Regions from separate parts of the Mus musculus genome. Here region 2 is linked to region 1. A link is a loop called in an ENCODE intact Hi-C map of the cell type or tissue named here. Cell type or tissue: gastrocnemius. All regions are shown on one strand. Links, peaks and the distances in the headings refer to the core of each region. The heading gives the core; the rest is flanking DNA.

The links. Hi-C counts contacts between places; a loop is a spot of excess contacts. Peaks named below come from ENCODE experiments on the same cell type or tissue, not always from the same donor. Only the 100,000 strongest peaks of a DNase experiment are listed, where the experiment ranks them.
Region 2: it touches region 1 in a loop (4-fold over the local background); 2 of 42 quality-filtered maps call a loop at or near these places.

The regions. Positions count from the first base shown.
Region 1 is chr7:62,001,290-62,006,691 of GRCm38, reverse strand. No RefSeq gene overlaps it. Among named protein-coding and RNA genes, the nearest start is that of Mir344g, 22 kb to the right of the region's middle. In gastrocnemius, for the core only: no CTCF peak of the experiment used is centred there; a DNase peak (open chromatin) is centred at 2,120.
Region 2 is chr7:61,938,074-61,943,475 of GRCm38, reverse strand. Mir344-2 (microRNA 344-2) reads left to right here and starts at 3,370; the gene lies at 3,370-3,449. It also overlaps the pseudogene Gm3257. In gastrocnemius, for the core only: no CTCF peak of the experiment used is centred there; DNase peaks (open chromatin) are centred at 3,342 and 4,736.

The DNA.
Region 1 (5,402 bases), core at 241-5,240:
CACACACCAGGAATATTGTTGTAGACGTGCAATCCCAGGACATAAAGACAATGGCAGATTCTTTTAGTAGTGATGACTAGCCAACCAATATTATTTTGTAAATTTTAGTGAGAAACACTTTAATATGTAAGCCAGTGATCATAGGCGTTTGCATCACCAAAATAATGGCATTTTATAGGCTATTGGAGAAGAAAGTGTCGGATTTTTTTGAAGGATGTTGGACCTCAGAAGCTCCCCATGATCCAGTATATTTCTGTAGTTTCATTCAGAAGCAGGTAGCCAAAATGGGCTAAGTTGGTATTAAGATGAGAGGGAGACTCTGCTCCACCACTCTGTATTTTGATTGTTTATGATTCTCTGTAATGATCTCCGTCTATTGCAAAAGAAAATTTTCTTGACGAGAGTATGAGAGTATATATTATGTGTGTTTATATACTGTAGTTGTATATTATGTTGGTTTAATGAATTAGTAGCTGTAAGTCCTACTCCAATAAGTATGATTTCTCCTAATCTGTGTATAGTTAACTAGGATTCCTACACCAGTGTCATATTCCTCCTGTCAAGCAGATCATAAATGCAATGAAAGAACTCTTGGTTACTTCCATGATATGTATACCCCTATTGCATCCTTAGTGCTATTTTGACATACGGTTCCTTGATTTGCTTCATAGCCATCATAGATTGTAGGACAGCTACATTGAAGCCCTTGCACAGTACTAGTGGATAAATCTATAAAACTCTACCACATATAAACCTTAGGTAATGTTGCCGAAAAAGAAGCAGAAAAAAATGTAAGGACCAAATTATCTTGAAGTATGTATGATACTGTTTCTCATGGCAATACAAATAATTCCACCTATAAAGTCTCAGCAAAACAACTGCCAAAAAATCAGCTAAATAAGAATGACACTAATGAATATATCAAACTAGACAGAGTACACCAGGTCACAACTCTACAGAAAGAAATATAGGCAATTTAGAAAAGTTGAGAAAAGGAAATGTTGCCCTTTTTTACAAATTAACACACAATTGGGTTGTCTAGTAACAACTCTTCAGGTTGAAAAAATGCATATCAAGTTTGTATTTTATGAATTGATATTTTATATTTTTTACATTTTATATTTAAGAATTAATCCTATAAGTTCACACTGTCTGTGTATAAATACCCACCATACGTCTGTTAGTTAGAATATGGTTGTCTGAAATGTCTTTTTTCTTCTTCAGACCCACATTGAAAGAGGATTCTCTGAGGAATGCTGTAGAAAATAGTAAAGGCATTGGAATTCCAGCTTCTGAATGACCTTGTATAGGCATGCTGTGTCATTCAATCATGGAATACCATGAATACAAATCATGGAATACCAATTAATTGCAATTAAATTTAATACCAATTAAATTGCAATTAATTGGTAAAGTTAAAAAACTTCCCGTGTTGTATATTATTTGTAGTGGTCTGCCAGGCTTGGTGTCTTCTTTGCCCCTGGTGTGACTGAACACCAATGGCAAGCTGCTCAAGGAAGACAGAACACAGTCTATAATTGAGGTACTAGTTCATGCTTCTCCAGGTGAGAAACAATGGGGTCAGGGACAGATGCTCAGCTTCCCAGATAGCTATGTACACCACTGAAGTATTACTGGGACTTGAGAACAGGGCTCCATAGGTCTACACTTCCTCTGAGTGTATCTAAATGCCAAGCAGAAAAGGGATGGCTGAACTCACTCCAGGGCAGAACCTGTTTTGCTTCAAAGGGAGTACAGATAGTACAGAGGGTTTGGAAGAGAAAAGGCTTTCTCTGGGAGATTCAGGAATGGCTCTTTACAACAAAGACCTCTCCCAAACCCATACCCCTGAAGCAATACTTTATGAAAGAAACAGTCCTTGCTTGTCCAAACTGTTTTACTTGATGGCAGATGTTAATGCATACACCTTATTCGGGGTGAACCAGGGATGGAATACTTTTTGAGAGACAGAATGCCCAGGAAGGGAAGCTCTTTGGCTAAACACTCAGAAAATACTTAGATACCCTATTACCATTAGTTTTTTTATGCTACAGTGACTGGTTGTCATGGTCCTCTCAGTGTGGTGTCATGGTTGCCTGTTCCAGATCAGGTAGTTTGGCAGGGAGCTGGCTCCACTCCTGCTGTTCCCAATTCTGAGTTTTTTCTGGTGTCTGTCTGCTAGCAGGGTATACCTTCTCCACAGTGGTCATTTTTTTTAAAGGTGAGCAAATGTTCCTAACCTTAAGGTTTTTGGTTGTTGTTGTTGTTGTTGTTGTTTTGTTTTGTTTTGTTTTTCTGCTACTAATGTCCTAGGAAATGAAATTGCAGAGAATGAATAGAATAAAGGACCTAAAAAGAACACATGATAATCTAATGATAAAATTAACCTCCAGTGAGAGAAATCACTCTATTTCAAGTCAGACAGTCAGGTGTATGATGATCCACCATTGTATTCAATAAACAGAAAACAAGGGGGTAAATACCTTTCCTCATTTTGTCTTGATCAAACATAAGGTGAGGACTTCAAATAATTTAAAACCAAAGGTCAATTCTAAATCAAAGGGTAAAAAGTAGTTGGATTGTATTGTTGAATTCTTTAGCAGCACTGAAAGTACATTCTAGCATCATGAATTCTAGTTAGTTTGGATGAACCATCTATTTCAAAGAGTATTTTTATTCATGGGGGTTGAAAACTATAATTATCTGTAATTATAAATAAAATGATTAGATTGTTGTTAGTGATTATGCTAGTTAAGTAAAATGTGAAGGAATAGTAGGTTTATCTCAAGGATCCATAACTCACTAATACTCAGTATTTAACTGAGTTTCCAAGGACAAATTTCCTCATGATGAGCAGGTCTTAAGCACAATTAAAGAGTTGTCAGTTACTGCCAAAGAAAATGTGATATAACAGCAATTTGGGTTTATTTTCTTATGTTTGTATTTTGATTAATAGGTATCACACCTTGTTAGAATGTTTGCTTCCTTCCTTTACAGTCTTGTGAAGCATTTTCTGGTAGCTTGAAAGTTAGTCCAAAGGTTGAAATCACTCAGGTTAGTTTGTGTTCAGGGATCTGTATGCCCTGTGTCTGAAGTATATGTTGTCTTCAGCCATAGGGAATTCTTTCTACTTTTGCAATCCCTTTGACAGAATGAAAGAGCAAATCAACAAGGGCTACTTATACCGGTTGTTGTTTTTGTTTCGTTGAAGGAACATTGTCTGCTTCCATGAGAAAACTTCATATGTGTATTATTTGTCATAGATTTATGTTTATTATGGATTTTATATCTGTAGTTTTTAGTGTGATTCTGTATGGCATTTTAGATATCCTTATTGTGATTTCCTCCCCACTTCTGTTTTATCTGTCTGTCTCTCTATAAATATGCTTGTTTTCTAATCGCCTGATCAGATCACAAGTATTGATAGTTTTATATGGGGATTTATTTAGATTTTTGAAAAACAAGTCTATATTCAGAAGTACTTGGGACTTTCACTATCATATATATATCAGAAACAAAACAATAAAATTAGCTGTCAGAGAATATATAAATTAAAATAATAAGTGGAAAAGAAGAAAAGAATATAGAGAAAACAAAATGAAGGGAAAGACTGACATGCCAGTAAGAGATGGAAGATGTTAAAAATAATTATTGCCAGCAGAAATTGAATGGGATGAATGATTGTGGGTAAGGTGAAGGAAATAATCCTTATTATAGCACATGACATTTCTCTTTTAATAAATGTGTTCTAAAATATGATTTGGAATGCTTACTTATAATACTTAAAAGATACTAAATTTCCCACCCAACCATATTAAAAAAAAAACTATGCAATACATTGTTGCATCCCTTTTGAACAGTGTAACCTCTTCATACAAATTAAGGATGAAAGACATTGAGAACTTATTAGAAATTAGAATGAGCATTGGCAAAATTTTTACAAGAATTGATTAATGTATAACAAATAATATATGGGTGAATCTTCTGTGCTATTATTGTTCCAATACATTTTTGGTGGTCAATGGGAAATAACACAGGTATTTTTAATTTCCTGAGATTTTAGTTCTGTATTCAGAAACCTAAAATTGACACTAGATGTAGATCTTAGAGGATAGCATCTGAGATAAGCTGGATGAAAATTTGAGAATTACATATAGTGTGTAGTGAGAAGTTCCTTGAATTATATTCAATCATTTACTTAAATGTAAATTTTGTTTAGGGACAGAGAGACCTCTGTATTTTCCTGATGACATAGTCCCCATGATGAAATCCAGATCAGGAATAAATGTTATTTCAAATCAGACAAAGTAAGTGGATCTCTGAACCAAAAATAGTATTTGCTGGACATGGCAGGATATTTGCATACATAAACTCCTAAAATATGGATCTATCAGAACAAGTCAAGAAAATACCAGCATAGTGAGAGGCATAGCTCATGAAGCCAGCACATATGTTTGAGAAGCTAGTACCATTTTGTTGACCTCAGGAGGATTGAGTCAGTTTTCTTCAGGGATACTTGACCTGAGAAGATAATCATGATCCATTAGGTGGTCCCTTCATCTAGGCACACACAGACAGCACTGTATGGACAGAGTATGTGTTAAAAGAATACACATGAAGTTGCAATGGGATATTGGTTGACATGGGTAAGAATTTAAAGTGAGAAAAAGGGGGGTAGATTTTTCCAATTATATTACAAATAAATATTAATATAAAAAGGAGTTTTAAAGGATAGGTGATGCCTAAGAAAAATCTCAAGTACTCCTCTAGTTTTTGATAGACTTGTAGGTTATATGCTACCCACAGTAATAAAATACACATATACTGCTCAAAAATGAATGCCAAAAATATGAATATATTTTGACAGCTTTTTAAAAAATTATATACCTCTTTATTATTTCTTTACCACTATGAAACTATAAAACACTTCACACTAATTTGGTGTATTATTTGATACTGATACATTTATATATATATATATATATATATATATATATATATATATATCACTTGAACTATACATATATAGGTTCTAGCCATATACATACACACATATATATATTCATATACAAATATACATATACACACTTTTGTGTATATTTGTGTGTGTGTGTGTGTGTTTATGCATGCTTAGGGATAATGCTTTGATATTTCTCAGATTAAAAAAGGCATTGTCCAAGAAGACTGATTGTATCTTAGCATCCATTAATTACCAGTTGATTTTCAACCAGTATCAAGGCCTGTGAGAGTTCCAACATTTACACTGGATGAAGATTGTCATGTCATTTTGTTATTTTTGTTTAGGTATTATAATTGTTGAGATTTTGTGAGTTCAGCTCTCCTGTCATCTAGGAGACACTTTCTCACAGCACATATCCTGTTCTTTTGGTTCTTACATCTGC
Region 2 (5,402 bases), core at 300-5,299, 63 kb after region 1:
TTCATTTACATTTCAAATGCTATCTCAAGAGTCCCCTATACCCTCCCCCACCCCCTGTTCCCCTATCCACCCACTCCTACTTCTTGGCCCTGGCATTCCCCTGTACTGGGGCATATAAAGTTTGCAATACCAAGGGGCTTCTCTTCCCAATGATGACCAACTAGGCCATCTTCTGCTTCCTATGCAGAGACACAAGCTCTGGGGGTGCTTGTTAGTTCATATTGTTGTTCCACCGATGATTTCTTTTCTCCTCCAGTAGTATATAGCTTAATGTTCAGCCTTATAAAATGCAGTCCATAACTTTGAAGCTTCTAATTGGGCAGTAGATGTATTTCACATTTTCAATAACATAAATAAGTAGAATCTTCAGCAACTGGAACTCTAAATCATGATGTAGATATTTAATTATAGTTTTGTGAATGGTATTCGATGTTTGAGTAATAGACTAAACGGCCCCTATGTCCAATCACTCAAAAACTCATTAGTGTAACCAGTGATTTGATTTCATATTATAAGATTTATAGTTGTGAGAGCAATATCTATCCAAATACAAAGTGATTTCATTCCAATTCCATATGTATATGTGTGTATATATGGTATAAACTTCTTTGATTTATTTGTGTTTCCTACCTGAGTTTTGTATTTGCTTTATTTATAACATTTCTTCTCCTACCATTATCCATGCAATGCCTGCTACATTATCTAAATGCTTATTATATTCTATAAATCACCATTGTTTATTTCATGTAAAAATGTATACATAAGTACTCCTTGATGTGTATATTATATTCTGAACATTACATATATGATCATAAGATACGTTCTTGGAGAAATCTATTCTCCCTCTAAGCATCCATGATTTGCCTGTGGTTTTTCAGCCAAGTATGTGATATGATACTTTCTCACCTTGAGGGAATACCAATTTGTAGTGTCATTCTTTTTATCTTTTGTAGATGCACATATTTTTAAGATTTGATGTGTGTAGCTTGCTTATTCTACATAGAAAACACGTCCTTCACAGTAGGCATCCTATTCCTCAGGATATTACAATCTGTTTGCTTCACTTAGGCAGTGTTATGTCTGTGTTGGAATAATTGTGAAGTTTGTTCTATCATCATTTGCGTCAGACGCATCCCTGTCAGTGGTTCTTTGAAGTTTATACAGCTGTGGAATTCTGTAGTGGTCATTGTGTGATGCTAAATGAAGGTTTCCCTGAAGGTTATAACTAATTATGTCTATGAGTATAAGGACAGATATTTAAAACACATTTTAAAATCATACTATACTATTTCAGGAAAATTAGCAGCTGAAAGATGTCTTAAGTATCACCAATACTACTAGCCTTATGTAGTAGGCCATGTTTATTGTATTAGGCATAACATTTCTTATTGAACATGATAGAGGGCTGCATTGCTGAACAAAGATATACCTAAAAATTCAGATATGCCTTTGAGCACCAAGACACTAATAACATTCTATGGGTAAAATTTAGCAAATTATATCACTAGAAAAAGGTGGTAAAGTCAGGCAGTTTACTTTGAAATTTTGTCACACTCTTAGCTGCAGTGTTTACATTAACACAGCACAGTTGTGAAGAGTAGATAAATAAAGAGCAAGCAGTCTGAATGACATAGGGACTGTCTATAAGGGTTTCATATCGTAATAAATTCATAAATGAAGCTTATTGTAAACGAAAGCCAATAAAGTTGAGGATTTCTACTAAAATCTGAGATGAAAAATATGGGAGAATCCTATGTGCTGTTCTTGTTCCATTTTATGCGTGGGGAATCACAGAGGAACTTTACAGACACTTGCTCATATCTTAAGATTTTAGTTCAGTGTGCTCACCACACTAAAGTTGAAACTGGAATTATGCTAAGTATATAGTCAGAATTAGAGAAGAATAATCGATGTCTACCTAAATGTGAACATTTGTGTGGTTTTTGAGCTACATTCATTAATTCATTTTTTTGCTTTTAAGGTTATACTATGTACAGCTAGGTAGATGGCATAGTCAGAAACATATGTATGAGAAAACATGCTTTTGGGGTTTGTTTCTAGCACACACATATTGAAATGCAGGCATGTAGGAATGATTAGCATGCAATCCTGGCATATCTCGGGGGAGTGGTGACAGGAAGAGCTCAGTGGTTCACTAGCCAATTAGGTGAAGCTATTTGGCAAATTCCATTTCTTGTAAAAACACTATTTCAAATCATCAAGTGCCAATGCATTGGATCATTAGTTGATTGATATCTAAGCATAATATCATTCATGAGTTGCCATCATATGTAATTGTATGCATAATTCATATACTATATCCTGTCAGTCTAAATTTGCCATGGCTAGAGGCAGAACACATGAATCCCATCTCCTGTCAGACTGGCTCTTTGTATTCAATGATCGATAGAAGATAGTCAGATTTTCTCGGGATGCTTGCCTGGAGAGGAAATCCATGTGCCAGTAGATGATCTCAGGTCCATGCACACACAGATGTCTTAAATTAATTCATTTGTTATTAAAGAGAGAAAATACTTCTTTCAAATGCATTATTTCATATATTAGTTTTGGATAAAAATGTTAAGAATATCAATTGCCCCTGAGAAATAATGATTGCTGCTTTCCAGCAGACACATGGACAACCACACATAAAAACCTTCCCTACACTTACACAACATTGTTCAGAATATACATTTATTTAAAAATCTTTAATAAAATAAATACCTATTAAGCTATTTCCTTATCATTATGACATTGTGAAAAATACCCTAGTTGGATACATTTTAAGTAGGGCTTAAAGGCAAGATTTCCTTTTCAAACCAAAACAGCTTTTGATAAGGCACTCTAATAGACACAAATATAACATGTACTGTTATAATTCAAGCATATAATCATAGCCATTGGGGAAACTGACACAAGCATATCACAAAGAGTCAGCAGCACACTGCACATAGCATTCTAGACTCAAAATCAGAAAGATACAGACAGAAATGGAGGCTTTCATCTAGATAGCCAGCATCCATTCCCAGGCACCCGGATCCATGATTAGCTCTAAGTACAACGGGCAGGTTTGTGGATTGTTGATTAGAGCCAGTAGTACTCAGGGTTAAATTTTATTTTTTTTCTAGCTTTTCTCTTTCATTTTCCCTGCTTCTGCTGCAACACAAAGGCGGGGGTTGGGTGGAGAGATAAATGAATCAGCTGCTCTTGTGAAGATCTCCAAGGTTACCGCAGGCTTGCAGGCTTTTGCTTTTCATGCCTGGGTTTGAGATCTCTCTCCTGATTGGTTCTCAGTCCATTCTCTATTTGAATGTACGTACTCCTCCAATCAGAGGCAATCAGAGGTAATAAAAATCTCTGCAGCCAGGGTTTTTACCAGTCAGGCTCCTGGCTAGATTCCAGGTACCAACTGGTACCTGATCTAGCCAAAGCCTGACTGTAAGCTGCAAAAGAAAAGGAGGACTGCTCCTGAACCTTGCAGGCGACAGAGCCAATAAATGGCACAGGCAGAGATTTTTTCTGGGATTCCTCACACTTCTGCTTTAGTCACAGGCTCCTGCTTCTGTGTAGGAAATGTGAATCTGCTTCTGAAGCCACTAGTTCTGCTTAATATCTAGCATCCCTGTCCCAGTCCTGTAGTCCTGAAGAAAAAGGCAAGGAACGTGATACAGTTTGAAATCTGTTCCTTACATTTTCTTGGGGACATGCTGCGTTTCAGGGTTTCAGAGGTTCAACTGTTTTTGTTTTGTTTTGTTTTGTTTTGTTTTGTTTTGTTTTGTTTTGTTTTGTTTATTTGTTGTTCTCTCTTCCCAGCCACAGAGTCTGCTCCTGCCCCTTGCTCTGGACCCCTCTGCCCCCTTCTCCTCTGCATGTCCATTTCACTTCAGAAATGAGCAGGCCTCCCAGTGATATCAATGGCACTTGGCATAGCAAAATTGCATTAAGATCAGGGTTTTGGAGTAAGGTTTAACTGTCATTTTGCTTTTGCAAACACATACCCTATCTGCCTGTACCATTCATCCTATGAACTCCAGCAAGGCACATGAATATTTGAAAATCACTTATCTCTCAGTGGAATCAGATTTCTGTTTTATACTCTCACTTAAATAAATGTACTCAGCAAATTTCTTTGTCACTATTTGAAAATGAATATCCATTGACTGGCCAGCATCTCATTAGCATTACCTTTTCACCAATCACTTCTCTGTGATACATCCCTTGTGTTTATGAAATTAAAGTGCTTTGTGTTGCTCATTATCAAGCCTGATAATGACTATAATAATTTTTTAACATTCTCACAGTTTATTATTAGCTTCATAGGCCACACAGGAAATTAGATTACATATAGCCTTTTAAAAAACAGAAAAGTATCTGAGGAGATCCAAGATGAGTCTTGGAGGGCAAATTTCTCAAGGAGGGGCCCTGAAAGGGAAACCACACAATCCAGTAAGACTCTACTCACAGCATAAAAAGCAAAGATGTCTCTGTTAATCTGGCTCTGGAAAATAGGGGCCGCACCTCTATGAAGCTACTGACATAATGCTGTGTGAAGATCAGAGCATACCTGCATTCCTGGAGAAGGAGTTTACATCCCAGGAAGGGGTCATACCCATTGGAGTTCCTCAGCCAGGAGGGATCCCATTGGGGCACGAATGGGAGACCTCTTGCCAGGACATGGGCCCATTATACCTGGAGGAGACCCCTTTACCCATAGGTGGAGGAGGACACCCATTACCAGGTGTGTACTGAGTTGAGACTCCTGCATTACTGGCTCTGGCTGCAGCTGCAACAGTAACTCTTCCTTGTGGGGTCATCACCTTCTGGGATGACCCTCCAATATCTCATACTAGCCCAGAAAAACCTACAGGAACTTGGGGCATGGGAACACCAGATGGGATTCCTCTTCTAGCAGCCTTGAGAATACCTGGCCATCCAGCAGCTTCAACAATTGGCACTCGGGCAATGCCAGTATCTTTAGGAGGAGGAGGTCCTTCTACTGTCGTGTAGACCAGGTTCTCCCCCATAAAGCAACACCAGAACAATGACTCACTTCTCTTCTATTTCTGCTTGTTTGGAGTTCTTTAGCTTAATCTTCCTGAACTCATCACAGACACAGAAGATAAATTCATATGCTTGTCAAATGCTTTGAAGGTCCAGTAAAGATCTAGCCATTTTGCAGGATGCCTCTCATCCTGTAGTTAATGTGCTGCACCATCTTGTTGCTATTGTTCACAGTCATCATGGCAGCTCACATGGCTTAGTTTCCTGATGGATTGATTCACTTCCATAGAGGCCTCCTTGACTCAGAGCCAGCAACTAGATTCCTGCCCCCTGCTAACTGTCATAGTTCTAAACACTGGGTAGCTAAAATATGATTTTGTTAATTGAGGATACTTTTATGA